7 separate regions of the Mus musculus genome follow, and all the other regions are linked to region 1. A link is a loop called in an ENCODE intact Hi-C map of the cell type or tissue named here. Cell type or tissue: left cerebral cortex. All regions are shown on one strand. Region 1 holds the start of Rtn4 (reticulon 4). Region 2 holds the start of Ccdc88a (coiled coil domain containing 88A). Region 3 holds the start of Cfap36 (cilia and flagella associated protein 36). Region 4 overlaps Mtif2 (mitochondrial translational initiation factor 2). Region 5 overlaps Clhc1 (clathrin heavy chain linker domain containing 1). Region 6 has its middle 21 kb from the start of Cfap36. Region 7 holds the start of Eml6 (echinoderm microtubule associated protein like 6).

The links. Hi-C counts contacts between places; a loop is a spot of excess contacts. Peaks named below come from ENCODE experiments on the same cell type or tissue, not always from the same donor. Only the 100,000 strongest peaks of a DNase experiment are listed, where the experiment ranks them.
Region 2: it touches region 1 in a loop (7-fold over the local background); 13 of 42 quality-filtered maps call a loop at or near these places.
Region 3: a loop joins it to region 1, with 2.7 times the contacts of the local background. A loop is called at or near these places in 3 of 42 quality-filtered maps.
Region 4: it touches region 1 in a loop (3-fold over the local background); 2 of 42 quality-filtered maps call a loop at or near these places.
Region 5: a loop joins it to region 1, with 2.2 times the contacts of the local background. A loop is called at or near these places in 9 of 42 quality-filtered maps.
Region 6: a loop joins it to region 1, with 4 times the contacts of the local background. A loop is called at or near these places in 9 of 42 quality-filtered maps.
Region 7: a loop joins it to region 1, with 2.2 times the contacts of the local background. A loop is called at or near these places in 6 of 42 quality-filtered maps.

The regions. Positions count from the first base shown.
Region 1 is chr11:29,690,433-29,694,432 of GRCm38, forward strand. It overlaps Rtn4 (reticulon 4), which reads left to right and starts at 2,466. Exons shown (of 9, transcript NM_194054.3): 1 at 2,466-3,261. The coding sequence starts at 2,757. In left cerebral cortex, CTCF peaks have their summits at 2,246 (motif pointing left), 3,314 and 3,876; DNase peaks (open chromatin) are centred at 1,827, 2,404, 3,365 and 3,820; H3K4me3 peaks cover 2,000 bases; H3K27ac peaks cover 1,989 bases.
Region 2 is chr11:29,372,009-29,376,008 of GRCm38, forward strand. It overlaps Ccdc88a (coiled coil domain containing 88A), which reads left to right and starts at 1,650. Exons shown (of 31, transcript NM_001363368.1): 1 at 1,650-2,402; 2 at 2,499-2,599. The coding sequence starts at 2,340. In left cerebral cortex, a CTCF peak has its summit at 1,662 (motif pointing right); DNase peaks (open chromatin) are centred at 1,574, 2,442 and 3,912; H3K4me3 peaks cover 3,040 bases; H3K27ac peaks cover 1,558 bases.
Region 3 is chr11:29,245,082-29,249,081 of GRCm38, forward strand. Cfap36 (cilia and flagella associated protein 36) reads right to left here and starts at 2,191. Exons shown (of 10, transcript NM_025740.3): 1 at 1,934-2,191; 2 at 5-69. The coding sequence starts at 2,048. In left cerebral cortex, no CTCF peak of the experiment used is centred here; DNase peaks (open chromatin) are centred at 1,591 and 2,307; H3K4me3 peaks cover 2,362 bases; H3K27ac peaks cover 829 bases.
Region 4 is chr11:29,526,632-29,530,631 of GRCm38, forward strand. Mtif2 (mitochondrial translational initiation factor 2) reads left to right here. Exons shown (of 14, transcript NM_133767.3): 1 at 1-212; 2 at 3,298-3,523; 3 at 3,950-4,000. The coding sequence starts at 3,305. Among named protein-coding and RNA genes, the nearest start is that of Mtif2, 2.2 kb to the left of the region's middle. In left cerebral cortex, a CTCF peak has its summit at 2,325 (motif pointing left); no DNase peak of the experiment used is centred here; H3K4me3 peaks cover 1,293 bases; H3K27ac peaks cover 461 bases.
Region 5 is chr11:29,578,286-29,582,285 of GRCm38, forward strand. Clhc1 (clathrin heavy chain linker domain containing 1) reads left to right here. Exons shown (of 12, transcript NM_028504.1): 12 at 1-67. Among named protein-coding and RNA genes, the nearest start is that of Rps27a, 32 kb to the left of the region's middle. In left cerebral cortex, a CTCF peak has its summit at 1,528 (motif pointing right); no DNase peak of the experiment used is centred here.
Region 6 is chr11:29,265,815-29,269,814 of GRCm38, forward strand. No RefSeq gene overlaps it. Among named protein-coding and RNA genes, the nearest start is that of Cfap36, 21 kb to the left of the region's middle. In left cerebral cortex, a CTCF peak has its summit at 2,232 (motif pointing right); a DNase peak (open chromatin) is centred at 2,239.
Region 7 is chr11:30,023,766-30,027,765 of GRCm38, forward strand. Eml6 (echinoderm microtubule associated protein like 6) reads right to left here and starts at 2,268. Exons shown (of 42, transcript NM_146016.2): 1 at 2,125-2,268; 2 at 615-1,335. The coding sequence starts at 811. In left cerebral cortex, CTCF peaks have their summits at 408 and 2,434; DNase peaks (open chromatin) are centred at 463, 930, 1,203 and 2,377; H3K4me3 peaks cover 2,971 bases; H3K27ac peaks cover 2,408 bases.

The DNA.
Region 1 (4,000 bases):
AAGTCCTTTTCAGTAGGTGAAAGAGCTATGGCAGAAAGCTCTTGAAACAGGTTTTATGTTGGAACCCATCTTTCATATTCCAATATATATGCATATATATATATATCCATCTCTGGCCCTTTAACTTTTTCAAAGGGCATACATGATAGAAGGCAAATGTAGCCTGTTCCACATATGAGTTTAGGTAGTGATTAAGTGTTTTGCAATAGTATTAATACCATAGCACTGGAACTGCCTATTCTTCTGAGTAGTGACCCTTCCTTTACCTGAAAATGTATAGACAAACTTTGCACCTGCTTTGTTTGGTGCTGGTATAGAGTACATACCTAATGCATTGTATAAACCAATAAAGCATAAAATGCAAACACAGAATGGATACTAGTTCAAGAAACTTTTGCTATGTAATGAATCACCTAAAAAGGCAGTGGTTTAAAACAACAGTGACACATTATTTTTCATGATTGTATATTGGCTCTAGGATGAAGTCGCATTTTTTGAGAGAATATCACTATGGCTGGGATAGTTAGGTGTCTCTTTCAATGTCTCTTTTCTTCCAGAATGAATAGGACCAGAATGTGTATGAATGCTATGCGGTGTATATGTGGGACACCACGCAGGTGCCTGGCTCCTGAGGAAGTCATAGAGGGCTTCATATTTGCTGGAACTGGAGTTATGGAGAGTTGGAAATCACCATGTAGGTCCTTAGACTCAAACTTGGGCTGTTTATTTACTGCAAGAGCAGTAAGTTCTCTTAACTAGCCATCTTTCTAGCCCCATTACATTTTAAAAGTTTTTTTTAAAAAAAGATGTGTGTGAGTGTGTATGCTGTGATTATGAGCTGCTTGGATGCTGGGAACAGAACTCAGGTCTTGTTAAAGCCATTTCTCCAGCAACCCTCACCAACATCCACCCCACCCAATTCTTTCTTAAAACTTAAACTAAATCTAGGGTGATATTACTTTGTTGGGACTACAAATTTGCTTAAAAACCAACAAAATCCATGGCAATCAAATATCTTAGTTATTAGAACATGCATTTAAAAGTTTCTACAAGCTGCTTCAAAAAGAATACAAGTGAACTTGATAATATAGTGTACTCATCCCACTATATCCAAAATACTATCAATGCCAACATAAAACCAATGTGAAACAGAAATTATAACATTTCTTATAAATTCTGGGAATGTAGTGTGTATTTTATTCACAGAACACACTTCATTTCAGTGCTCAGGAGCTAAAAGCAGCCAGTTGCTTCAGTACTAGACAGTGCACATGTAGACTGAACAATTGGAATGCAGGCAATCCTCTCTCCAGAGTAGGCATGCAGCCAGTATTTTTGAAAAGTGTATAAGAAAGATAAAGGGACTCTGCAAACCTTGAAGCAAAGTTTTCTATGTTCTACCGTTTTCTTTCTTTCTTTCTTTCTTTCTTTCTTTCTTTCTTTCTTTCTTTCTTTCTTTCTTTTGATTTTTTGAAACAGGGTTTCTCTGTGTAGCTTTGGCTGTCCTAGAATTCACTTTGTAGACCAGGCTGGTCTCGAACTCAGAAATCCACCTGCCTCTGCATCCCAAGTGCTGGGATTAAAGGCATGTGCCACCACACCTGGCTACCGTTTTCTTTAAAGTGTAGCTTTGGGGGGGTGGGGGTGGGGGGGACCGCACATCAGGAGACATGCCATTCCAGCATATCAAACCAGTGAGTGTAGGGCTTCCCGACTCCTAGGAAGCCTGAATCATCCGGGATGTTGACTCATCAGCCTGAGGTGAGTGAAAAATAGTGAACCAATTTTGCCTTCCAAGGCATCTATTTCAACGTTCCTTCCCCCTTCTCCCTTTCTGGTGACTCATTCTCCGTGCACTTTTAGAGTCCAGCAGAATGCAAGGCCGAAAGCATTCTAAACAGTGAGCCCAGAGCTCCGGGTAATCTAGCACAGCTGTTTTGCCTACCTCATTCCAGGCCTGCAGTCTAGAAAGGGAGGGAACTTGAAAGTGTCAAATAAATGTTTTGTTTTTCTTTCTCCTTTTGAGGTGGTGGTAGTTATGCGTTGGGACCATGTCTGAAAATAAGTCTTTTATCTAAAAAAATCCGTAAGACCTAATTCAGTCTTGTTAGTACCTTTCTCCACTTTTTTTTTTTTTTTTCCCTTTTCGGGGAGGAAACTTTCCACTCCTAGGTCCCCAGGATAACGCCCTTCCACAGGCTTCTTGGAAAACTCTCCAAATCCTGGGACCGCAGCCCGCCCCCTTTTGGTAGACTAAAATCCCGCTGTAGGCAAGGCCAAGTCCCCGCCCCATTCCCCAACTACACTAGGTGGGGGTGGATCCCAGCTCCAAACCCCGCCCTCCGAACGCCACCAAGGAAGTATGGCAGGCTCCGCCTGCACCCTATTTCTATTGGACAACCCCGTGATCCATCTTCTCTATCCCGCAGCCTATTGGCTCTCTGTCCCCCGCGCCAGCCAGCCCTCCCCTGCCGGGAAGGTGAGTCACGCCAAACTGGGCGGAGAGTCTGCCCTCCTCTCTCAGTTGCTCATCTGGGCGGCGGCGGCTGCTGCAACTGAGGACAGGGCGGGTGGCGCATCTCGAGCGCGGAGGCAGGAGGAGAAGTCTTATTGTTCCTGGAGCTGTCGCCTTTGCGGGTTCCTCGGCTTGGTTCGGCCAGCCCGGCCTCTGCCAGTCCTGCCCAACCCCCACAACCGCCCGCGGCTCTGAGGAGAAGTGGCCCGCGGCGGCAGTAGCTGCAGCATCATCGCCGACCATGGAAGACATAGACCAGTCGTCGCTGGTCTCCTCGTCCGCGGATAGCCCGCCCCGGCCCCCGCCCGCTTTCAAGTACCAGTTCGTGACGGAGCCCGAGGACGAGGAGGACGAGGAAGACGAGGAGGAGGAGGAGGACGACGAGGACCTGGAGGAATTGGAGGTGCTGGAGAGGAAGCCCGCAGCCGGGCTGTCCGCGGCTCCGGTGCCCCCCGCCGCCGCACCGCTGCTGGACTTCAGCAGCGACTCGGTGCCCCCCGCGCCCCGCGGGCCGCTGCCGGCCGCGCCCCCCACCGCCCCTGAGAGGCAGCCGTCCTGGGAACGCAGCCCCGCGGCGTCCGCGCCATCCCTGCCGCCCGCTGCCGCAGTCCTGCCCTCCAAGCTCCCGGAGGACGACGAGCCTCCAGCGCGGCCTCCGGCGCCAGCCGGCGCGAGCCCCCTAGCGGAGCCCGCCGCGCCCCCTTCCACGCCGGCCGCGCCCAAGCGCAGGGGCTCGGGCTCAGTGGGTGAGTGCTGCTGCGCGTTACGCCCCTCCCTCTTTTGTGTCTTGGCCCGGGGGAGGAGGGGACGGGCAGGGCTGCTCGGGACCCTAGGGCTTTGTCTACGAGTGGCAGGGTGATGGCGCCCCCGCTGGCGGGAGGCGGGCAGAAGGGTGGGGCGGCCTCGGAAGCCTGGGTGCCTTCATTGTTTGTCGGGGTTTCGGGGAGCACGTGCACCGCTGCCAAGTCGCTGGTTCCCATTCCAGCACGAAGTTCTCGCCTATCAGCAGCTAGGAGTGTGTTGAAGAACTAGGATGGTGGATTCCTTGGGCTGGGCTGGGCTGGGCTGGGCTGGGCTGGGCTGGGCTGGGCTTGGAGGTGGGAATGGGAAGGCTGTGGTGCCCTAATCCCTTTATTTAAAGGATGGGCGTTTGTCGACCACTCTACAGTTTTTTTATTTTTTAGGGCCTGCCTTCCTTCCTGCCGGGCGTCGGGGGATCCCCTTGCACTAATCCCCTGTTTCTTTCTCCCTTTATTGGTGGGGAACTGGCCGAGCTGCTAACGTCTATACAGTAACCCAACTGCGGTGAAGGGGGAGCGAGCGCCTCCAGTGGCGTGGTTCCAGGAGAAAAGGGAAGGAGAGACTTTTGGTGAAGTTCTGCCACCGCCCAGTTCATTTGTGTTTAATGTGGTGATTCCTACACCAGCCTGAGAAACGAGATCTGGGCATTTTGTTCCGATGGGGCATAGTTATCCAGGGCCTCAG
Region 2 (4,000 bases), 320 kb before region 1:
TGCCATCTCATGGGTCTTTATTGTTTTTTCTTGCTTTACATGGGAAGAGAGGGGCTCAGTAATGTGTCTAGGTTCACACAGCTAGTGAGTCTTGCTATCAGAAATCCTGAAGGTTCGTGCCCCACGTTGGACGCAAACAAACTTTTGCTGGGCGTGGTGGTGCACATCTTAAATCCCAGCACTTGGAAGGCAGAGGAAGAGGCAGGCAGATTTCTGAGTTCGAGGCCAGCCTGGTCTACAAGTAAGTTCCAGGACAGCTACACAGAGAAACCTTGTCTTGAAAACAAGCAAACAGACAAACAAACAAACAAAAGAAATCCTGAAGAAATTGTGGTGTTTAATTTAGTATATGATAAAACATGTTTACTGTTACCTTAAATTATGAGAGATGGAGAGATGACTCAGTGGTTATGAGCTCTGGTTGCTGGTGCAGAGGACCAGGGTTTGATTCCTGGCATCCAGTGGCTCATGGCTGCCTCTAACCTCTGTTCCAGGGAACCTAGTGCCCTCTTCTGACCTCCACAGGAACCAGGCACATAAGTGGGGAAGAAACATACATCCAAGGCAAAAATTCATACAATCAATGAAAAATAAAACATACAAAAATAGATATCATTAAACATATGAGTAGTCAAAGAGGATAGGTACTTGTAAGCACTGTGCAAACATAAAATGCATTGTAATATCACAATACCATATTGTGTTTGGAAAAAGATGTTTTCTATTCCATCTTATCCTGGACATGCTATGGGTATGAGGAAGAATAACATTTAATTTGCTGTGGAACTGTCATATTTTGATGGGCCCTCTAGTACATAAGATAAATGATTTTTAACAAATGTTTGTCACACAACTTGGATGATTTCTAAATATTTTCTCTTGTGGCTCTCAATTTGGATTTTTTTTCCCAGTGACCAAGAAGTCAAAAAATAATGCCTGCATCATGGAAACTCCAGTCAGGAAATCCCATGTTGAAAGGCAGCTTTGGTTATTCTCGACTCTTATAAATATTTCATATATATATAATATATAAATTATATAAATATATATTATATCTATAAATATTTCATATATATATGAAAAGACGGGAAAACAAAAACAACCTCCATCCCCCCAAGATGTGCTTTTGCTTCTTGCTGCAGCTTTCCTAGGCCTTTTAGGGGGCGAGAAAGCATGTTTAACAGAGCAAATCAAAGTGTCCGAAAGAGGATGTCTGCACCCCTCGTGTTTAAAAAAAAGATGGGTTTCGTTCCTTTTCCTTCACACATGAAAGAAGGCGCTCCAGGAGGAAAGAAACCATAATTAGACATGAGCGAGCAAGCAGACAGACCCGGTTCCTCAGTCTTGCCCGGTTCCTCAGTCTCGCCCCCTACACCCTGGCATCCGTCCGGGGCGCGGACTCGACGCGGGCCCCCGCCGCAGCTGCATCGTCCGCGCGTCCACGCTCCGCCAGAATCTGGGCGGCGGCGGGCCGGCCGGGGGCGCGCTCACGCGGGAGCGCGCTCTTGCAGCGGTTTTCTTCTCCCACAATCCAGAGGTAGAGGCGCGGGAGGGCGGGGAGTCGGCGGAAGGATACTGGCGCGGAGGGAGTGGCGCGCTCGCCCGCCAGGCCGGCGGCGGGTGTGCTGCGGCACTGCGGTTCCGAGGCCGTTACCCTAGCTCCTCCAGAGGGCGGCGGAGGAGGCTGGAGCGCGGCAGCGGAGCGTCCGGGCGTCGCTGAGGCACACGGAGGCTGGCGGGGCTCCTGCAGCCGGACGGTCAGGGACACGCCTCGGTGCTCCGGACCCCGGCCAAGGCCAGGGCGCTGAAGCGAGCGCGAGGCCGCGGAGGGATGCTGAGCGCCTGGAGAGGGGCGAGCCGCGCCTGAGGCTGTGAGGTTGCGGGCAGACGCTCCCAGCTCTCGGCGCCCGTGCCCACTGGCGGCCGGAACGCCCAGAACCGCTCGCCCAGGTCCAGCCCGGCCCCCTCGGCCCCCACGTTGGGCTTGAGTTCTTGGCGGCCGCTGCGCTGGCCGGCTCCCCCCGGGAGCGGGGCAACCTTGACGGGCTTTTTGTCTCGTGCCCCGGCCGCTCTCCGCGTCCTCCTCCTCCAGATGCCTTTTTTCTGCCCCTCCTCACCGGGTGCAGACTGCCAGCATCGGCTGCGGCTCAGCGCGGGATTCGGGCTCGTTTCCCCGGGGGGGCTAAGGAGGGACAGCTCTTCCCCTTCTTCGATGGGATTTTCCTCTCCTGCCGGAATGAACTTTCATTGATTCCGTCTTCTACATTTACTGACCAATTCCCTGGGCGTATTTGTGGTACTTCCTCCCCCCGCCCCCTCCTGAATATATAATCTGTAAAATGGAGAACGAAATCTTCACTCCCCTTCTGGAGCAGTTCATGACCAGCCCCTTGGTCACTTGGGTAAGGAAGATGTCCTTTATGGTATATTTGGCCGTGTTATTTGTGGCTGCAGAGATGGAGGTGGGCGTTCACGTCGTGATAATCCTTCTGTTCTAGGTTAAAACGTTTGGACCTCTGGCTGCAGGAAATGGGACTAACCTGGATGAGTATGTGGCTTTAGTGGATGGGGTATTCTTGAACCAGGTCATGCTCCAAATGTAAGTGTCTTCTTCTTTCTTGGTAACTTATATTCTTTGAAACATTACATACTTTGAACTTAGATTTCACGACTTAATTTGGTTCTTTGGCCAGAAAAAAAAAAATCAGGTAGTTTAATTGGATCTTGGAAGGAGCGGTATTCTTATGTGCCTGCCCCATTTATCACAACCAAATAGTTATACCTGTTAAAATTGGTAAACTTTATCCGTGACTTTGCCAATTCTGTTTTGTCATTTATTGTCTTGACTGCTGAAATTCAAACTACATTGTGTCATCTTTGGTCATTTGGTAAAATGACGGAGATAGAGAAATCTTGTCTACCACAGGGAAAAGACTTAACTGAAGTTATATATGTGGAAAGATATTTATTAACCTTTTTAGTATAAGAATAAGTGGTTCAAAAATGGAAAGTGGTGAACTAATATGTTTCAGAAGTGAAAAATTCAGTTAACATTACAATTGGTCAGGAAGACTTTGTAGCAAACAATTTAAATATCCAAGTTTGATTAGATGGCTTATTGTGTTATTGATGAATTATTAAATTGTTTAATATTTGAGGAATTGTTTAAAGGTATTTTGAGGTTTATAAATAACTGAAGTCTTGAGAGCTGGGTTAATTAGTTAAATCTTTTGTTTGTAATACTGAGCATCTGTTAAGTAGGAATGGGGTTTTTGAGCTAGAAATTGAATATTGAAAGCATATCAGTACTTAGATCAGAGTAATACAAATGACTCCATTTTATTGTTACGGTATTGTAGTGCAGATTCATTGTGAGTACTAAAGTGGTTATCAGTTGCTGAAGATTTAGACTTCTTTCTCAGTCCAGTATCATTACAAGAATCTTGTACTTTTTGACTTGAAGATACTTCTTTTATATATGTGAGAAATTAATTCAGTATAAATGCTTGTTAGAGTCTGTATACTATTCTGTTAATTTTACATATATCAATTCCGTTTTTTTTTTTTAATGGAAATTATTTTTCTTTTTATACTTTCTATTTTAAGAGGTTTTTGCGGGTTAGGTTTTTGTCACCTTGACACAGGGATCTTTAGGGAGAAGGAAACCCTCAGTTAGAAAATGTCTTTGCCCTTCCCACCTGCAGGCAAGTCTGTGGGGGCATTTTCTTGGTTGCTTCATGTGGTTGCTTCATGCCCAACCCACCGCTGACAGTCCCTACCCTGGGCCGGTGGTCTTCGTTTGTGTAAGAAAGGTAGCTGAGCAAGCCAGAGGGACCTAGCTAGTAAACAGCCTTTCTCTGGGCTCTCAGCTTTAGTCCTGCCAGCTCCTGCTGGGACTTTTTTTTGTTTTTCAGTGATGAACTATTACCTAGAAGTAAGAGGAAATAAACCCTTTCTTCCACAGTTGCTTTTGGTCATGTGTATATCATAGCAAAAGAAA
Region 3 (4,000 bases), 450 kb before region 1:
TCACCAGCTCTTTGTATTCTTGATGGATTTCTGTGTAGGTTAATTTGCTTTCTTCTTCATCATCAAAAACTAGATTTATAATAATAAAACAGTGTAAAAGAACAAATCATTTAATTAAGTACAAATATAGAAATCTTATAAATGTCCTTGCAGGCACCTGTTCTCTCTCCCCTTCCACCATGTGGGTTGTGGGTTGACTCAACTCATCAAGTTTACCAACACTCTTGCCCCTAAGCCATCTTCTCAGTGCCTTTATTTTTAACATTTATGTACCTGCACTTGACACTTTATATTTTACTCTTTACTTGTGCACCTTCTATGGTAGACTGTAAACTTTTTAAGGATAGCATATCTATCCCCAGTGTCTGCTCTAAGATAACTCAGTGAATACTGAAAGGTTAATATCACAGAGCTGTCCAAACTAATCGTTAAGCATTCTGAGGCAGAGAACAGCACATTGGCAGCCCCACATCAGTGAGGTATAAAGTTATTCCAAGTGTTCTGACTTCAATTCTTTTTACATTGCATTTGGTCTCTGTGACACTTCTCATGCATTCAATACAAATACTAATTCTTTTCAGTTCTAAAACTACATCATTGTGGTGTGTTTGTAAGCCCTAGCTTTGCTTCTCTGTAAAAATGCACAATCAGCTGTTACTACCGAGATGTAGCCACTCTTGACACCTGTGGATGGATAGAAGGCATACCATACCCCACACAATTTCTATTAAGGATTTAGTCTCAAAAATACATGAAAATCAGTGGGAGACATAATCCCTCTTGCAGGAGGCCAGGCTATCCCCATGATTCATCAACCTTTTAACAGCACTCTAAATTCTACAGGAACACAAGTCAATTGCTTTGCTTTCTGATCCTTCATAAAAGCTGCCTACCAAAACACTTAACTCGTGTTTGAACTTTAACAGTTAGAATAAAATAAAAGGTTCAGTGATCAAACAACATTCTTTCTTTACTAGATTCATAGAATTTTGGGTTTGAGAGAAGTCTTGCAAGACAATTCAGGATAAGAACCCTCTGTTAGCTGAATCTCAAACAAGCTGCATTGCAGTACAGTCACTGTCGAGTGTATGCAGATACTTCAAATGCCTGGGAACCCATTAACTTTTCAAGCAGGCCACCTCATCCTAGAAAAGTGTATAAAAGATTCCCTTCACTGAAATGTGTTCTCTGCAGCTGTGAGTCAGTATTCACTCACCCCAGCTCTATTGCACCGATCTTTACAAAAAGTCTGTCCCCCTAACCTAAGACACAAGTTCAGACGATATATATTGCTACCCTCCAAGTATTGCCTAGGCAAAAAAAAAAAAAAAAAAAAAACCAAGATAAAGGTTGGATAGGACATCGTTTGTGATTGCTTCTCTATGAACAGAGTCCAATTCGTCTTATGAACTCGGATATGAGCGTGATATGAACCGATCAGAAAGCACTGATGCTGGTCCTTCAAAAGAATGCCACATTTGTATATCTCGTTTGTTAGAAAGCTCTTCCTCCCCATCGCCTGCTTTGGTCCTGCCGGAGTAATCGAATGCCCCCCTTTGCAGATAAAATGGCCAGAGTGAATTTGTCATTTCATAGGCTGAGTCCACAGGGCGACATCTCAGGGGTCAGAAGGAACTCGAAGAAAAACGACGTTTTCCCCAAATAACTGAGGAAGATGCTGGTTACCCAAACAGTCCACTTGCGCGGGGTAGAAAGATACGGGGTGAAGTGACAGGCCGAACATGGGATTAAAGTCTAATGTCTTCAGGACAGGCGCTCGGGCAGAGTGGGTGAAAAGTCTTGGTGAGCAATTTCACGTCTGCAAACAAACGAGCCACTCGGGAAGGGATGTACGTAATTCCTTCTACAAAACTGTCCTAGGCCCGGCAGGCAGAGACAGTAATATTTGGCTTGTTCACAGTCTGGTTCTTACCTTCGCATTTCTGCTCCACAAAGTCCAAGATGGGGATAGACCAATCCGGGCCCCGCAGGAACCCAGCGATGCTCTCCACCACCCATTCCACTTCGTCCTCTTCTTCCGCAGCCATCCCGCTCGCACCCGGCGACGCGGACGCCTAGGCCGGATTCCCCCAGCCCTGTCTGGCCTTTCGGCCGCAGGAAGCGACGGAGAATGCGGGCAGCAAGGTCCCCGCAATCGCCGGGCCCCCAGGTTAGACACCACAAACCAGTTAACGTAAAATGGTCGCTATGACAACGTACGCAGCAGCCCGGAAGTGAGGCCTGAGTCCTGAGCTCCTGGAGGGGGGGGGCTGGATTAGGAACGTTTCCTATTGGCTAGAAGAGAACGGGGCAAACGATAGCCCTCCACTCATTGGCCCGTAGTTGCTAGGCTGAGAGCAGACGCGCGGGCATTGGCTACTGCGCTTAGAGACGGCGTTCGCGCTCCCGTGTGCGCGCGGCCCGTCTCAAAATGGCGTGCTGAAGGCGTGGCTTCCCTGAGGACCTCCTCCCACCTCATCCCTAGCGGTCTTCAGACCCCCTGGCCCTTGAAAACAAAATTGAGAGAAATATGCTCTGTGAGGTTTACTGATTGATTCTGCAAGCCGTTTGCTTGCTGTCTAAGGATGGGTCTAAGCTTAGTTAACAACAACTAAAATTAGGACAAGTATAAAATCAGTTAATCTCCATTTAATTAGGCTTTCATAGACAGTATTTAGAAAGTATCAAGGTTGCTCTCTTCCTACTTAAGAGCCAGAGGACTCCCAAGAATCTTATAACTAGATGTGGTGGCCTACACCTTTAATCCCAATACTCCTGATAGCCACAGGCAGACAGACCTGAGAGTCCCAGGCCCACCAAGGCTATATAATGAGAGTGGTGAGGAGCTGGAGGAGCAGACTCTACAACTTCAGTTTCATGAAAGTGGAAGTGGAGGACTCAGTGAGAACCAGAGGTGACTGTGTGTTGGGCCGACAGCACAGTACCAGGTCTGGTTGAGGGCAGGAGCTACATACAGCAAATGTTCATGGAAAGCTCAGGAGGAACTAAAGGGGTATTAGAGGCAGAGGACCCTGAAGATCTCAACGTTTCAGTGGTTCTCAACCTTCCTAATGCTGCAGCCTTTTAATACAGTTTCTCGTATTGTGGTGACACCCAACCATAGAATTATTGCATTGCTACTCCATATTGTAACTTTACAACTGTTGTAAATCTGGTGTGCAGGATTTCTGATCCGTGGCCCACAGGTTGAGAACTATTTCAATATATACTAAAGCTGTTGATAGAGGACCCAGCTCTCAAGTCAGCAATTAGTATGTTAGCTAGTTAATCTTGTCTTCTGTCCAAGAATTTCCTTATGGACGAAAAGGTCATTTCTGTGGGGATTTGTCTTGTCACCTGTCTCATCATTGAAGTCTCTGAGGACCACAAAAGCTGCTGAGCCACAAAAGTCATCAAAGGGGCTCCAGGCCCCTCCTTGCTGCCCAGCCTATGGCTCCTCAGGAGCTGTCCAAAATGGCGGTATCACAACATCTCAGCCTACAGCCATCATAAGAGCCGTAAGAGTGGTCCACAGTGGCACACTGCTTTTCTCACCTCATCGGGAGCTGCCCCTCAGGAGCTGTTCATAATGGCCACACTTTTCATGCCTCAGCCTACAGCTTTCATGAAGCACCACTGCAGAAGCTGTCCACCGTGGCAGCACCTCCTCTCTAGCCCCCCCCACACACACACACACACACACCACACACACCACACACACACACACACACACACACACACACACACACACACAAACAGCCCCACAGAGATGGAGCCTCAGGTAAAGCCAGCTACATCCAGGAAGGACTTCTCACCCTAACCCATGGGCCCGATGAAAGGAAAATGGGGTGAAAAAAAGAGCCACCAATTCCTGAGCCACCCCATATTCAAGACTTGAAATTCCACCAATTCTCACACTGGAAATCTCTGCCATGAGAAGTTCTGCCCTTCAGAAATCCTATATAAGCACTGCCCCCTTTGTCCAGGGCTCCTGGGTGTA
Region 4 (4,000 bases), 160 kb before region 1:
TTTCCAAATCCTCTTACTGGTCTATTCAGACATTTCCGTTAATGCAGCTACGCTTTTGCAGCATTCGCACGCCCTCTCCGCTATGGGAATTGTCAGCCTGAGTTCTCGGTTGCCGCTAACCTTATGGAAGTAGTAATGACCCCTTCTTGAGTCCACTGTCCTCTGTAAAGTGAGAGGCGTTGGGATATTTAACAACCAAGATTTCTTCCCAGGTTTGAGATTTGGGTTATTATTCTGATGTGTCTGATTTCTCGATTATATATCTCTGTGTTGGTTTGTCTCATAGAGTCTCGTTTCATTGTTCTGTGCCCTTGTCAAATCTGCTTCACAGCTCATTTAAAAATGATTTAAGTAAGATGGGCATAGTAGTGCACATCTTTAATCCCAGCGCTTGGGAGGCAGAGGCAGGTGGATCTATAAGTTCGAGTCCCTCTTGGTCTACATAGTGAGTTCCAGGACAGCCAAGGCTACATAGTGAGACCCTGTCTTAAAAAAAAAAAAAAAAAAAAAAAAAAAGGTTTAAGGAATCCTATGCTTTCTGAGCACTTCCTTTTACTCCCTTGCATGATTAAAGCAATGCATTCTCTCTTTCTTCTCTGTCTCCCTGCCCCTTCACTCCATCTCCTTCCTCCTCCTCCTCTTTCTTCTCTTATCTTTTGCATTTTCTTTTGAAAGGTGGTTTCCCTGATATACCTAGCCTGGCCTTGAGCTCCCTATGTAGCTAAGACTGAAGACTGGCTTTGAACTTGGCATCCTCCAGCCTTTGCCTAGAGTTGCCTGTGCCAGCAGGCCTGGCTTGAATTTCTAAATCTTAGTTCATTTACTTGGAATGAAGTCAGAATTTCTTTTGATCCTTTCCTTCTTGAATGAGTCTTTTAAGGTAAAATACTAACTATTAAACACCCACAAAGCCTCAGAATTATCTATAAATGAGGGAGATGGTGGCTTGTGAATGTTTGTAACATTCATGTTGTGAATCTTCAGAGAAAGTAAGTCATCAGTGAGAAACAATACATTTATCATCTCATTTTTTTCTTTGTAACCTTGTTATAGAAAGGCTACAAAGAAACACTTCTTTCTTTTTTCAGAACTCAGGAAAATGAGACTCATAGGACAAGAGTGACTGGTCTGTAAGAGGTGTCAAGTCAAGGCCTTTTGTTACTGCATCAGGTCCTTTCTCTACTACTTTACTGTGTCACTTTCAGCTCTAGATTTTTTTCCTTTTATTGGTATTTTTTTCTGTGTCTGTATGGTGTGTGTTATGTGTATATATGGGCAAATCATGTACAAGGCATGGGCTACAGGGAGAGGTTTGAGAACAGTTTTGGGGAGTTGAACCTTTCCTTCCATCTTCTCATGGATTCTGGAGATTGAACCCAGGTTGTCAAGCTTAAAAACACTTTTTCCTGCTGAGCCTTCTCCTAGACTGTGTGGTGTATTTTCATTTTTTTATTTGTTTGTTTGTTTGTTTTTGAAACAAGGTCCATGAAGCTTAGGTTGGCCCCAAACTTACTATGTAACCAAAGTTGGCCTTGTACTTCTGACCTTCATTCCTCCACTTCCCAGATGGTAGGATTACAGTCACCTATACCATACTTGGCTGTCGTTTATTTCCTTTAAAAACAAATCAGCTAGGTGGTAGTGGCACACTTATAATGCCAGCATTCAGAAGGCAGAAGCAGGCAAATCTCTGAGTTTGAGGCCTGCTTGGTTCTAGAACTGATAGAACTACACAGAGAAACCCTGTCTGAAAGAAAGAAAGAAAGAAAGAAAGAAAGAAAGAAAGAAACCAAAAACACTGCTGGGAAGGCCTGGTGACATGGGTCTCATGGCAGAACCTAGGAGGTGGAAGCAAAGGCATCATGAGCTCCGGGCCAGTGTAGCAACACAGTGAAGTCATGTCTCACCGCAAGCTGTTGAGCCTATTCCTCTGTCAGTACCATAAATACATGTGAGGAGGATGCATTGGCATGTCCCATTGAAGCTTTAGCTTTATTGCTAATGCTGTGACCCTCTAATACAATTCCTTATGTTGTGATGGTGCCTAACCATAAAGTTATTTTGTTGCTATTTCATAAGTATAATTTTGCTACTGTTATGAGTTGTAAAACATAAATATTTGATATTCAGGATATTTGCTATGCAACCCCCAAAAGGGTTGTGACCCACAGGTTGACATCAGCTGCCCTATATGATTAAGGTAGGACTGGAGAGATGGCTTAGCGGTTAAGAGCACTGACTGCTCTTCCAGAGATCCTGAGTTCAATTTCTAGCAACCACATGGTGACTCACAACCATCTGTAGTGGGATCCGATGCCCTCTTCTGGTGTGTCTGAAGACAGCAAGAGTACTCATGTAAAATAAACAAGTAAATAAATTTTAAAAAATGATTAAGGTAAATTCAGTGCAATACTCCATAATTTTCATTCTTTTTAACATTCAAGAATAATGCTTAGTGTTATAAAACAACAATGTATCCTCTAATGAAATTTTTTAAAACACAATGTAGGGGGATAAAGAGTACTGGCTGCTCTTCCAGGAGACCCACACGGTGGCTAGCAGCTGTCTGTAACTCCAGTCGAGGGTCTGATACTTCTTTTGGCTTTTAGGAGCATTCCACCCACATGATACACAGACATGTACAAGCAAACACCCATAAACACAAAATAAAAATCAATCTTAAAAAGCAGTGCAACTTCACTCATATAAACAAATATTAAGTATAGAGGAAAGGCTGAAAATGAACATTAAAATAAGAGTGTGTGTGTTTGTGTGTGTGTGTGTTTATGTTCATGCGTACTAGGAATCAAACCCAGATTTGTGTGCCTGCTAGACAAGTATTCTGATTCACAAGCCCCTGAAAAATAATAATAAAAAATAGCCATTTATTGTTTTTAGATAGTGTCTTATGTTGCCAAAGTAGGCCACAAACTGTTTAAATGACCTTGAACTTCTGATGCTCCTGCTGCCATGTGTATGCTAGGATTACATGTGTGCCATATTCAGGCAGTATTGTGCATGCAAGGCAAATGCTCTGGCAAGTGGGTTAAGTTCTTGCCCCACTTGTTTCTTGTGGCCTATCAGCCTTTTTATAGTAACAACAAGAGCATAGTAATAGCTATTGTCAGAATAGCACTTGGTATAACATCTCGTCTCTGACTAGACCATGAGTTCTTTCAGGACAAAAACCCAGCTTTATTTGTGTGATCTATCTGCATGTAGTAAATATTCAATTGATATTCATTAATTTGATGTAAATATTAACCAGAAATTTATTTTTAAATTGTTTTTTTCTAGGAGAAATATGAACCAGAAGCTACTGAAGTTGGAAAACTTGCTACGATTTCATACTATTTGTAGGCAGGTGCACAGCCCAAGTCAAAGAAGACTCTTAGCATGGTGTAGACATGGGTTTGCACCGGCTTCCTCAGTGTGGAGAGATCTGCTGGGTGCCCGGTCCTGGCAGACAGACATGCTCATTGGTTCAGCTTTGCATCAGCACAGACTTCTTGTAACAAAGAAGGTTGTTGCAGATTTATAGCTCCTACATTCCTTAATCTGAAGTCCAAGTTTATAGAACTATGTAGAGAAAACTTCTTTGAGTATTTTGTCCTTTACAGAATACTGTGTAAGCCTGTGATCTACACATATCTGTGTGAGAACAGGAAGTTTTGTGGTTATTGTTTTCTAGTTGAAAAACTTACAAGAGAGTTTGCTGATAGGAATAGCTATAATCGTGGTACATATTACAAAATGACCTAATTTGTTTCCTAAATTGTTCTTACTTCAACCAGGAGTTGAGACTCACACCTTTAGTCCCAGCGCTGGGGAGGTAGAAGCAGGCAAATTTCTGAGTTCAAGGCCAGGCCAGCCAGGGCTACGTGGAGAAACCCTGCTCGGGGCATATTTTTCCCTTCTTTCTCACTTATATGTTCTGTCCTTTTAATAGGAAAAAAGACCACCAAGATCTCAGTTGTCTCCAGTAAAAACTAAAAAAGAG
Region 5 (4,000 bases), 110 kb before region 1:
GGGAAGCTGGTTTTAGCATAATTAATATAAATAAATGTTGAGTATAAAGCTCTCAGCAGTAAATCACACTTCTAATATGATGTTTACATTTGCTCTTGAAACACTGAAACATTGCTTCACTCTATCATGTGGCTACTTCTTTTTGTTTGTTTTTTTGTTTGTTTATTTATTTATTATATGTGAGTACACTGTTGTTGTCTTCAGACGCACCAGAAGAGGGCATTGGATCTCATTACAGATGGTTGTGAACCACCATGTGGTTGCTGGGATTTGAACTCAGGACCTTTGGAAGAACAGTTAGTGCTCTTAACTGCTGAGCCATCTCTCCAGCCCCCATGTGGCTACTTCTTATAGCGAATATTGAGCAAATCCAAGAGTATAACTTTGAATAAAATAGCATAGCATTTCTACCTTAAAACAAGCTGATGTCCAAATAGATACCTTTGTTATCATCTGATCTGATACCTAGAACTGAAAAGGTGTGGGTAATGCTCTGCCAGTATGCTGACTTTCTAAATGTCAAATATTGGAACTTTGCTTCGATAAGAAAAGCAGAATATTATTTAAAGACTGGACATGTTGAAAAAAAAAACTAGACTAGCTTTGTTCTGTTGATTCAAACATGGCTCTATTCTTTGATATCTGTCCATATGCTTGGACTCACACACATGCACTTGCACACACACATTCACACACATACACTTTATATATAACCTTTGCCATTTATATACAGTGAAGGTCAGACTCCTACTGAAGTTTAGAATCTTGGCATGTTTTGTTTTGTTTGTTTGTTTATTTGAAGACAGGCTTTCTCTACGTAGCCCTGGCTGTCCGGGAACTTGAGAGGCTGGGATTAATGGCATTTGCCACCACCACTTGGATCTGGTTTTAAGAAGAACAACAAAACTCAATCCACTTGTCTCTATTTCATATAATTCTAGTGGTTTCTAGATATTGAAAGAGGGGGTCTCGAGAAAGATCCTTTTTCTTTACTGTTTTTGCTTTTTTTTTTTTTTTTTTTTATCAAGGATCATCTAACACCCATAGTGGCTTAATTCAATAATGATATCCTTATTTCCTATTAAAATGGATAAGATAATATAATTTGTGAGTACCTGAGATCTTGAAGTAAAGTTGCAAGTAATTATAATCCTGATAATAAGCATGAAAGGGGAAGCATTTTAGCCAGCATGGAGACCATTCTGTGGGTAGGGCTTACTAGAATTTATTACAGATTTGACTTGACAGATAGCAGCAGAAATGACAGTAAACCCAGCAGTTCAAATTTTGTTTTGTTAAGATAGTTTTACAGTGTAGCTCAGGCTGGCTTCAAGCTCACTCAGTCTTTTTGCCTTAGCCTCCACAGTATTGATTATAGTTGTGAGCTAATGGTTTGGCTTCTTGAATTTTTATAAGGGAAGAAATGAGGTCTTGTCACACATTTTAAATTTTTTATTTTAATATTCTGTGTATGGGTGAAATTTTGCCTCCATGTGATGCAGTTCTCACAGTGACCAGAAGAGGGTTCCAGATCCCCTGGAACTGGAATTGTGGGTTGTTGTAAACTGCCATGCTTCTGCTGAGAATAAGAACCCAGGTTCTCTTAACTGCAGAGCCATCACTGCAGCCCTTAGTAATTAAAAAAAAAATTATTTTATGTTTTACCCAAATATGTCTGTGCACCATTTGCATGCCTAGTGCCTGTGGAGACCAGAGAAGGCATCAAATCCTGTTTGCTGGAACTGGAGTTACAGATGTTTGTGAGCCATAATGTGGGTGCGGGGAATCAAATCCAGGTCCTCTGGAAGAGCAGGCAGTGCTCCTAACTGCTGAGCCGCCTTAGTCATATTTTTAATATGTGCTTCTGCCTGGGAGCTTGGACAGTGTAAAGACTATTACTGAGGACTGGTATTCTTAGGAAGTTGGTCCTTTAAAGAAAAAGGTTACGGTCCCTTCCAGTCCGCACCAGCACCAGGGCACCTTGGGTGAGGAGTCTGTGTACACCCCCAAGGTCCCCACAGGACCCTCCACGGGATCTTAAGACCTCTGGTGAGTGGAATACAACTTCTGCTCCAATCCAATCACACGGGACCTGAGACTGCATTAATTAGGGAATCAGAAAACCCGGCCTGACCAGGGTCACAAGTCCCTTCCGGTCTGTAACAGCAACGAGGCACCTTGGGTGCGGAGTCTGCGGACACCCCCAAGGTCCTCACAGGACTCTCCTTGGGATCTTGGACCTCTGGTGAGTGGATCACAACTTCTGCCAGGAGGCAGGTTCGAACACCAGCTATCTGGGCACCTTCCCTGCAAGAGGAGAGCTTGCCTGCAGGGAGTACTCTGAACACTGAAACTCAGGAGAGAGCTAGTCTCCCAGGTCTGCTGATAGAGGCTAACATAATCACCTAACGAACAAGCTCTAACCAGAGACAACTATAACAACTAACTCCAGAGGTTACCAGATGGCGAAAGGCAAACGTAAGAATCTTACTAACAGAACCCAAGACCACTCACCATTATCAGAACGCAGCACTCCCACCCCACCCAGTCCTGGGCACCCCAACACACCCGAAAAGATAGTCCCGGATTTAAAAGCATATCTCATAATGATGGTAGAGGACATCAAGAAGGACTTTAATAACTCACTTAAAGAAATACAGGAGAACACTGCTAAACAGGAAGAAGACATTAAAGAGGAAGCACAAAAATCCCTTAAAGAATTGCAGGAAAACATGGCCAAACAGGTGATGGAAATGAATAAAACCATCCAAGACCTAAAAAGGGAAGTAGACACAATAAAGAAAACCCAGAGTGAGGCAACGCTGGAGATAGAAACCCAAGGAAAGAAATCTGGAACCATAGATGCGAGCATCAGCAACAGAATACAAGAGATGGAAGAGAGAATCTCAGGTGCAGAAGATTCAATAGAGAACATCTCGGCACAACAATCAAAGAAAATGGAAAATGCAAAAAGATCCTAACTCAAAACATTCAGGAGATCCAGGACACAATGAGAAGACCAAACCTACAGATAATGGGAATAGATGAGAATGAAGATTTTCAACTCAAAGGGCCAGCAAATATCTTCAACAAAATTATGGAAGAAAACTTCCCAAACCTAAAGAAAGAGATGCCCATGAACATACAAGAAGCCTACAGAACTCCAAATAGACTGGACCAGAAAAGAAATTCCTCCCGACACATAATGATCAGAACAACAAATGCACTAAATAAAGATAGAATATTAAAAGCAGTAAGGGAAAAAGGTCAAGTAACATATAAAGGCAAGCCTATCAGAATTACACCAGATTTTTCACCAGAGACTATGAAAGTCAGAAGAGCCTGGACAGATGTTATACAGATACTAAGAGAACACAAATGCCAACCCAGGCTACTATACCCAGCCAAACTTTCAATTACTTTAGATGGAGAAGCAAAAGAATTCCACGACAGAACCAAATTCACACATTATCTTGCCACAAATCCCACCCTTCAAAGGATAATAACAAAAAAAAAAAACAATACAAGGATGGAAACCATGTCCTAGAAAGAGCAAGAAGGTAATCCCTCAACAAACCTAAAAGAAGACAGCCACAGGAACAGAATACCAACTTTAACAACAAAAATAATAGGAAGCAACAATTACTTTTCCTTAATATCTCTTAATATCAATGGACTCAAATCCCCAATAAAAATACATAGACTAACAGACTGGCTATACAAACAGGACCCAACATTCTGCTGCTTACAGGAAACCCATCTCAGGGAAAAAGACAGACACTACCTCAGAGTAAAAGGCTAGAAAACAATTTTCAAAGCAAAAGGTCTGAAGAAACAAGCTGGAGTAGCCATTCTAATATCGAATAAAATCGACTTCCATCCCAAAGTTATCAAAAAAGACAAGGAGGGACACTTCATACTCATCAAAGGTAAAATACTCCAAGAGAAACTCTCAATTCTGATTATCTATGCTCCAAATGCAAGGGCAGCCACATTCATT
Region 6 (4,000 bases), 420 kb before region 1:
GAAAAAATAAACGAGGAAAATACCTAATAAAAAATAAAAAATAAATAAATGGATATTACCTATAAAGTACAGGATAACATGCTACAATCCACAGACCTAAAGAAGCTAAATATCAGGGAGGGTCCAAGGGAGGATGGTTGAATTCCACTCAAAAGGAGATATAAAATAGATATTAGAGGTGTGTGGAAGTAAGGAGCTGGGTGGAATCGGGGAAGTGGAACCGGGATGGAAATCAGGTGTGGAGAGAGCAGGGGTGGGGTATAGGAGTTGGAGAGGGCTAAAAGAGAAAACAGAAACAGATAGGAAGCATTTCTGGAACAAGCTTGAGACCTGTTCCCAGTAGTCTATGTGGGTGACCCTAGCTGAGACTCCTAGCTGCTGGGGATACGGAAATTTTAAGTTCTTGAAGCTCACCTCCAGTAACGTACTTCCCTCAGCAAGGCCATACCTTCTAAACCTCCACAAACAACAACACCAACTGAGTATCCAAATGCTTGAGACTATGGGGCACCATCACAGAAATATAATACTAAAAATACTGCAAATGAGAAGAAATTCTGTCTGCTATGACAAAAATAGTCATGTTAGGCTAAGTGGGTAAAGATGAGGTCATAACTCTAGGTAAATGGCCTTTGATCAGGAATAGTCTAAGAAGTCTTTATCGCAGAGTTGAGTAATGGCCCTAGCTAGCATTCTCCTTTTTACTCAACCAAAGACCCATTCATGGAGTACTGCAACCCACACTTAGTGTGGAATCTCATTCCTCAATTACCTTGTATACAAACTCCTCCAGAGGCATGCACAGAGGTTGTCTCCTAGATGATCCTATCTCCTCTCAACTTGACAATACAAACAATTTCAGGAACTATAGAGTGAATTGAGACACAGCCTCATTCCTGACCTTCAGAACTTGGACTAGTCTGTAGGGTCCATCTCATTTCTTTACTGCCAAAATAGTTTTGCTGCACAGATTGTTCATAGCCATGAATTTCTCAATGATAGGCTATTAGCTTTTATGTCTTTCAGGACCATTGAAGAGTGTCTTTAAGGACAATTGTAACCATTAGTGGAATTCCTAGCAAGATATGTATTCCAGGTTTGGCAGAGTGGGGGGCATGTTAGGTAATTTAAGTGCCTATGAGAGAGAGAGAGAGAGTGCATTTGAGTCTCTAAGACAGCTACAGGCCTTTATAGGACAGAAAATTTTGTATCAGAAATACCATAAAAGCCTGTGGAGTTAGCTGGTCCAGTGGCATATACACTTTAAGCCCAGCACTCTGATGGCAGAGGAAGATGAATCTCTGAGTTTGAGGTCAGCCTGGTCTACAGAGCAAGTTTCAGTACAGCTAGGCTACACAGAGAAACTTTGTCTTGGAAAACAAAAACAAAAAACCTCCAGAGTCTAAAAAAAGCCTCAGCAAGTCTGATGTTTAAACATCATGCCCCGCCTAGGAAGGGAAGGCAACACCCATTTAGGTAGGGTAAAAAAAGAATGACTAAAAATATTCATCTAGTATACATATTAAGGAGGCTGTGGGCTAACGTGATGGCTCTGTGGTTAAGAGTGCTTGCTGCTTCTTCCAGAGGTCCTAAGCTCAACTGTCAGCACACAACCCTCAATAAGTCCAGTTCCAGGGGACCCAGTGCACTCTTCTGACCTCTTCTGACACTAGGCATGTATACATTGGCAAAACTGTCACACAAATAAAATATTTTTTTTTAAAACTTCAAAATAAAAAAGGAGGGTGTAAATTGAACTTATTGGGACTTGCTATTGATAGCAATGAGAAGGACCAGGGTTCAGAAGTTCTAACAAGAAGTGGTCAGGGCAGAAAAATCACTCCCATATTGATATGAAATATAATTGTGATCCCTGCTATTCTGAGAGTCGGTAGGTGCTCATTCATAGAGATGGAAAATGCAAGAGACTGTATAGCACCCGGGACCCATCAATTCTCAAAGCAGAGGGGCCTCTTTCCCTCTGGAGCATTTCACAGTCCAGGAACAAAGTTGGGAGCACTTGTTCTTTTTTTTTCAAAAAAGAAGTGAGCATGAGGTCCTTGGATGGAAATTGGGAGAGGGGATATTCTCTTCCAGTATGTTCCCACTTTAACGGACTGGATATGGTTCTTGGATGGGGGCATCGAACCCAGTGGATTTGGGAATATCTTGGCTACTTTAAGATACCTTTGATTCAAAGCTAGCATGGCTCTGGTTCAGTGAACTAGACAGCCACTAGATGGAGCGCTAGGTTTTCCTGAGATGGCATGGAATTAGGCAAGGATCCTGACCTTTTTCTCTTTCTGAACTGTCCTGGTCTTTTCTCTTTTCCTTCTCTCCAATTTACCCATTCTGACTCTTGAGGTTTCATCCCTGTTTTAAGTACCTTGAGGCCATGTCTAATAAAGTAGTGAAAGTACCCTGGGGTTAGAAGGAGCACTTCATTTAATCTTTGAAGTTTTTGCTTACTAGCTGGAGAGGCTTGTCTTTAAACATGTACAGCTAGGATTTTCCAAACTCTCACAGTCTAGAATATATGTGATCTTGGTTTGAGCCAGCCTAGAGAGTACTGTTTCCAGAAGCTCACTGTGTCTTTCCCATCACTTTAGCCCTTTCCATCTGATAGTTTTGGTAAGTCATTTTTCCCGTCATTACTTTTATCAGTGTAATGAACAGGAGTCTGAGTGAGGCATGGGACAGAGCCTGGCCAGGCCATATTAAGTGTAGCCTCATCAGCTCAGGCTAAAGACAGATACACAACATGGAGGAGGTAATAAGGACGGCACTCTTAACAGTGCCAGATTAGGTAAAATGCCAGAATGAGTTCTTATGAATCTTTAATGAAAGTGGAAAGATGCTGGCTAAGTGACCCTTGTGTGGATTATATTATGGGCAAGTTAGACATGGAGAAGAAGATGTGTACTCAGATGATGTCCCTGTCTTAGTTAGGGCTTTACTCTGTGAATAGACACCATGACCAAGGCAACTCGGTTTGTTTGTTTGTTTTTAAGATTTATTTATTTCTTATATGTAAGTACACTGTAGCTGTCTTCAGACACTCCAGAAGAGGGCATCAGATTTAATTATGGATGGTTGTGAGCCACCATGTGGTTGCTGGGATTTGAACTCAGGACCTTCGGAAGAGCAGTTGGCACTCTTAACTGCTGAGCCATCTCGCCAGTCCCCCAAGGCAACTCTTATAAGGACAACGTTTAATGGGGGCTGGCTTACAGATTCAGAGATTTGGTCCAGTATCATCAAGGCAGGAGCATGGCATTGTCCAGGCATGCATGGTGAAGGAGAGTGCATATCTGTGTGCTGAGGGAATGTTGGGAGGGAAGAGGAAGAGAGAACAAAAATGAAGCAGGGAGAGGCACAGGTATTGGGTGCAGGAAGCTAGACCAGAGGCTAAGCAGAGATGGACCATGTCAGGAACATCAATAATAGGGCATCTCGTGGTGTGTAAAGAGAGTCTAGTGGGGCACCTAGAGAGTCTTTCACACCTAGGGGTGAGAAGTCCTGTGAAAGGCCATGAAGCTTTGATATGAGGAATTTGAGTCCTTTCCTAAATTATGACAAAGAAGTCTAATTGTAGGGTAAAATTATAGCTTGTGACATGAACTAACAGGCTATCTTGATCTGGAGTGGGTTTAAGAACAAAATCTATTACAAACAAAAAAAAATGTGTCTTTTCTTTTTGAGAATCTGAACATCAGATTTAAAGCCATAGGAGTACATTCCAGGAGTCAGAGGAGATAGAGAGCACAAAACCATCAAGCGAATCCTGCCTAAGATTCATTGTTCCACCTCTGTTATTGATCTTCCCTGCCTTACATGTACTTTAGTCTGGAAGCCTTCCTGGCTAGCCAAACCCACCTAGTTGGTCAAGCCAGACTAACCTGGAGGGGAAACCTTTCAAATAAAAACTGATGTAGGGTGGGGGATAAGACCCCTTTGTTCTGGGGAAAGCAAAACCTGGCCATGTTCAGATCTATGGGAT
Region 7 (4,000 bases), 330 kb after region 1:
CTTTTAAAACCCTTAAAATGTTGTGGAAATCATCCTTGTAGTATGTAAATATGCTTTCGGGGCTAAAACACTGCTGAAATATCAAAAAATACTTCCCACCCACTACAAAAAAATGCCTTAGGTCCAACGCATATGGGATGAAGATTCAAAACTGCCTGTATCAAAATTTCTTTTCTCTCTCTCTCTCTCTCTCTCTCTCTCTTTCTTTCTTTCTTTCTTTCTTTCTTTCTTTCAAATCCACTTGCTTGTTGAAGAACCTACTGAGGAGCCCTCCAAAAATGCCACCCACAGTTCATCTATTGCTCCTACTATTTACCTTGCTAGAGAAGAGTGGGGAGTGTTTGGTAGTTACCCAGTCCTTCCACTTGTAGCAGGAAAGAACAAAAAATGCAGCACAACACTTAACTCAGAAGAGATTTAAAAGCCTTTGAAAGGACAGACCTCTCCCTCCCACCTACACCTCGCTCCCTATTCCCGCTCTGGCCCTAGCATCTGCAGCCCTTCTCTAAGCGGCTCCCAGGAAAATCCTTTATTCCCTAAGGTTCTTGGACATGACCCCGGTTATTCCCACCCTTCCATATCCAATCCCTTCCCACCACCCCAGAGGTCCTTACCTGATAATGTCGTCGTTGTGTCCCAGGAAGAATTTTTGGCTGTGCTCTCGGGTGTTGTACACCACCCCTACCCCAGCTACAAAGTAGACCACCTCCTTGCCGGCGGTGTAGTACAGGTTGTTGCGGCACTGGTGACCCCGGTACCCGTACACCCACTCCAGCCGGAGCTGGCATCTGGGAGCTGTCCGATCCGCCATGATAAGCCGACACCGCGCGACCCCCGGGTGCCCCGAGCGCCGACTCTGTCCTCTTCAAGGCTCGAGCTGCGACGGACCTGCAAGGGCTCAGGGTACAGCACCGGGCGCCAATTTCCGCGGCGACGCACAGACACAGCCCAGCACGCTGGCCGCCACCATCATCTGCTGCTGCGGGAGAGGAGCCGCCGACGCCGGTGCACAGCAGCAAGACCCCGCTGGGCTCCCCGACTCCTTCTCCCGGGGTCAAGCGGGCCTCGAGGGTACCAGTACCCGCACACACGCCTCACTGCACCTGCGGGCTTTGGGCGGCGGGAGAGGTTCTCCCCGGGGTCACCCGGCCTTTAAAATCAGAGATCTGCATATCCAGACACGGATTACCAGTTCTCCAAGTTTGAGGAGCGCGGGGGGCTTCGCAGCAGGCGGTGGGATTTATTCTGTGACAGGTCTGATCTGACAGGCAGACGGTTACTCCGGTTTACTGCTTTGCCATCACCGTCCTTGGATCCGAAACTGACAGTCTATATCTAGGATGCGAGAACGAGGAAGAGAAAGAATTTTTGCATGTCACCCAGCACAAGAAAATAATTACCAAACTAAAACCAAGTTGTGGGATTTTTGTTTGTTTATTTTTGGTTTTTTTTTTTTTTGATTGTCCACATTTCTCCTTCCATATCCACCTTAATTATAGGAAATACTCCCTAAACACTTCTGGCCGGTAGTTGCTGCTCCAATTTGCAGTAACACTTGCTGTTTCCTCTATAAAGCCAGGGTGAATATGCAATGGTCATTCTTTTAGATGTTCCAATTAGCTGTCATATATGTGTTTAAAATCCAAACCCTCTATGCGCCTTCTCTTCACAGAGAAAATCATAAAAACAAATAAATACTTAACAGCTCTCCCCTAATTAAAGACTCCAATTGCAAGTGTCATAATTTTTTTTTCTCTGAATCGGAGGAAATCCGGCTACCTACAAATGCTCCCGATCGAAAAATAATAATAAAAATAATAAAATAACAGCAACAATAATAAAGTGTCAAAAAAAATCATGCTCCTCTCCCCACGGAGATTTGAGCTAGCTATGAGACCCAAGGGCTCTAGGATCTTGCCTTTAGGTTGGCAGGAGGGGGGGCGGGGTCTCCCGTGGAGCCCGGGTGTCAGCGACACCCCATGCTCAACCTGGCGCCCACTTTTGCAGATCTGAGGGTTGGTAGCCCCAGGTACACCTGGCTCAGGCTCTACGGTCCTAGCGAGTTCCTGCACTCCCACCCGGACCAGCCTCGCACGTAGCATCCCTGCTTTCTCCGCCTCTAACCTCTGCTGCCGGCCTTGCGTCCAGGATCTCGCACCAGCCAGCGAAATCCTCTGCCTGCCCTCCCTCCCTCCCCGCGCTCCCGGGTTAGGTTTCGTCACCGGGGATCTGGGGACCAGCTCTTCCTCCTTCCCTGGCTCCAGGGGCGGGGCCAGCGCAGGGAAGAGTTACGCGGCGAAATTGCGCCGGTTCGGAAACGCAGACGCCTCCTAGGGCCGAAACCTCACCTCCCTTTGCCCGCCTGTTCCCTATGCATCTTGGAAATCGTAGTCCTCTGTAAACCAGCTGCTGAGGCGAGCGCCTCTAGTGTACTACAAGTCCCAGGATTCCATGCATCCGCAGGGCCTTAGTACCGGTGCCAGGGAAGTCTGCGTTTCTCCTATCGGACCCAGCAACTCACCCAGAATGGCGTTGGTGTTCCATGGTGACCCAGGCCAGCGGCATGCGCGTCTGTGCTGAAAGCAGAAAAGATGACGTGGAAAAAAATTCAGGGGCTTTCCTCAGGACTTTCACTTGCGCCAGTCCCAGAGGATTGCTGTAGCCCATCTCTTTCCTTGTTGCAGCACTTGACTAACGCTGTTTCCTACTTCAGTTTCCCCTATTATTCCAAAGGATTCTGATTTATCCAAGTGCAGTGTTACAAAGTTTAAGAAAAATACAGTGGCGTGTGGTCACTCTGTCATGTGTAGGGAAATAAGCGCCTTCCTGTGACCTGCCTTGTGCCCATGCAATAAATTTGGCCGTAAAAAACAGAAGCCAGTGGCTATTCTAAAACTACCTGGAATAAACTAATTTATTCGTTCTGATTTTCAGATTATGGCCGCAGCCAACTTTTGAGAACAGATTTTATAATCCACTTGACTAAGAAGCTACGAAAGGTTGATACTTTTGACTCTTCTGTGTTCAAGATGTTTCTTTATCTACGTGGAGTTTTAATAGGATGCTGTCCTGGTAGGAAAGGCAATGCTATAGATAAGCACCTAAGTGTAGTGAGCTGTTGCCTACAATGTTGAAGAGAAATTGAATACACTTCATATTTTCTGAGAAAACAGAGTCAACAAATTCGAGGAGGTCTCTCTCTCGCTCTCTCTTTAAGACAGTAAGGACACTACTAAACATTAAAACATGGCTTAGAGGGGCTTGAAATGTCTTGGTCTGCTTTCTATTCCTTTAATCATTTATGCAGAATTTTGTTTGTTTGTTTGTTTGGTTGGTTGGTTGTTTGGTTGATGATTCTAGAGGCAAGGAAAACCAAGAACATTGCGCTCATCATCTGATGATGGGCTTAACTACATCCTATGCTGGTAGAGGGCATCACATAGCATGATAGAACGAGAATGCTAACTCCTGTGTCTTTTTAAAGCCATTAGTGTCATGGTCGACCCAACCTCATTGACTTATTGATTTATCTAATGCTGACTAACTCACAGAAGCCTTATCTCCAAATACCATTAACATGTAAATCAGAAAATTGAATTTTAAATATATGGACTTTGTGGAATATGGTCAAACCATAGCAGAAACAAAGTTGAGAGCAAAAATCGAGATGGTGAATTTCGTAGAGAAATAAATTATATATAAGAAGACAAAAACATCTTCCAGAAATAATAAGGAAAAGCTTCATGGAAGAAATATGAAATATAGGCACAATTGAGATAAATTGAAAAAGATAAAAGAGCACTCTGCCTTTTTTTATTAAATAAAAGGGTGTACAAAAATACAGACAGATTTATTTAAAGAGTAAATTTTAAATGGAACTGAACAGAGATGTTTGTACTACTTAAAATAATGAAGAATCTTTAATTCACTTGAAGAGAAAAATAACAATAAACGTAATAGTAATTGGCTGGGTATATTGATGCATACTTTTAATCCCAAC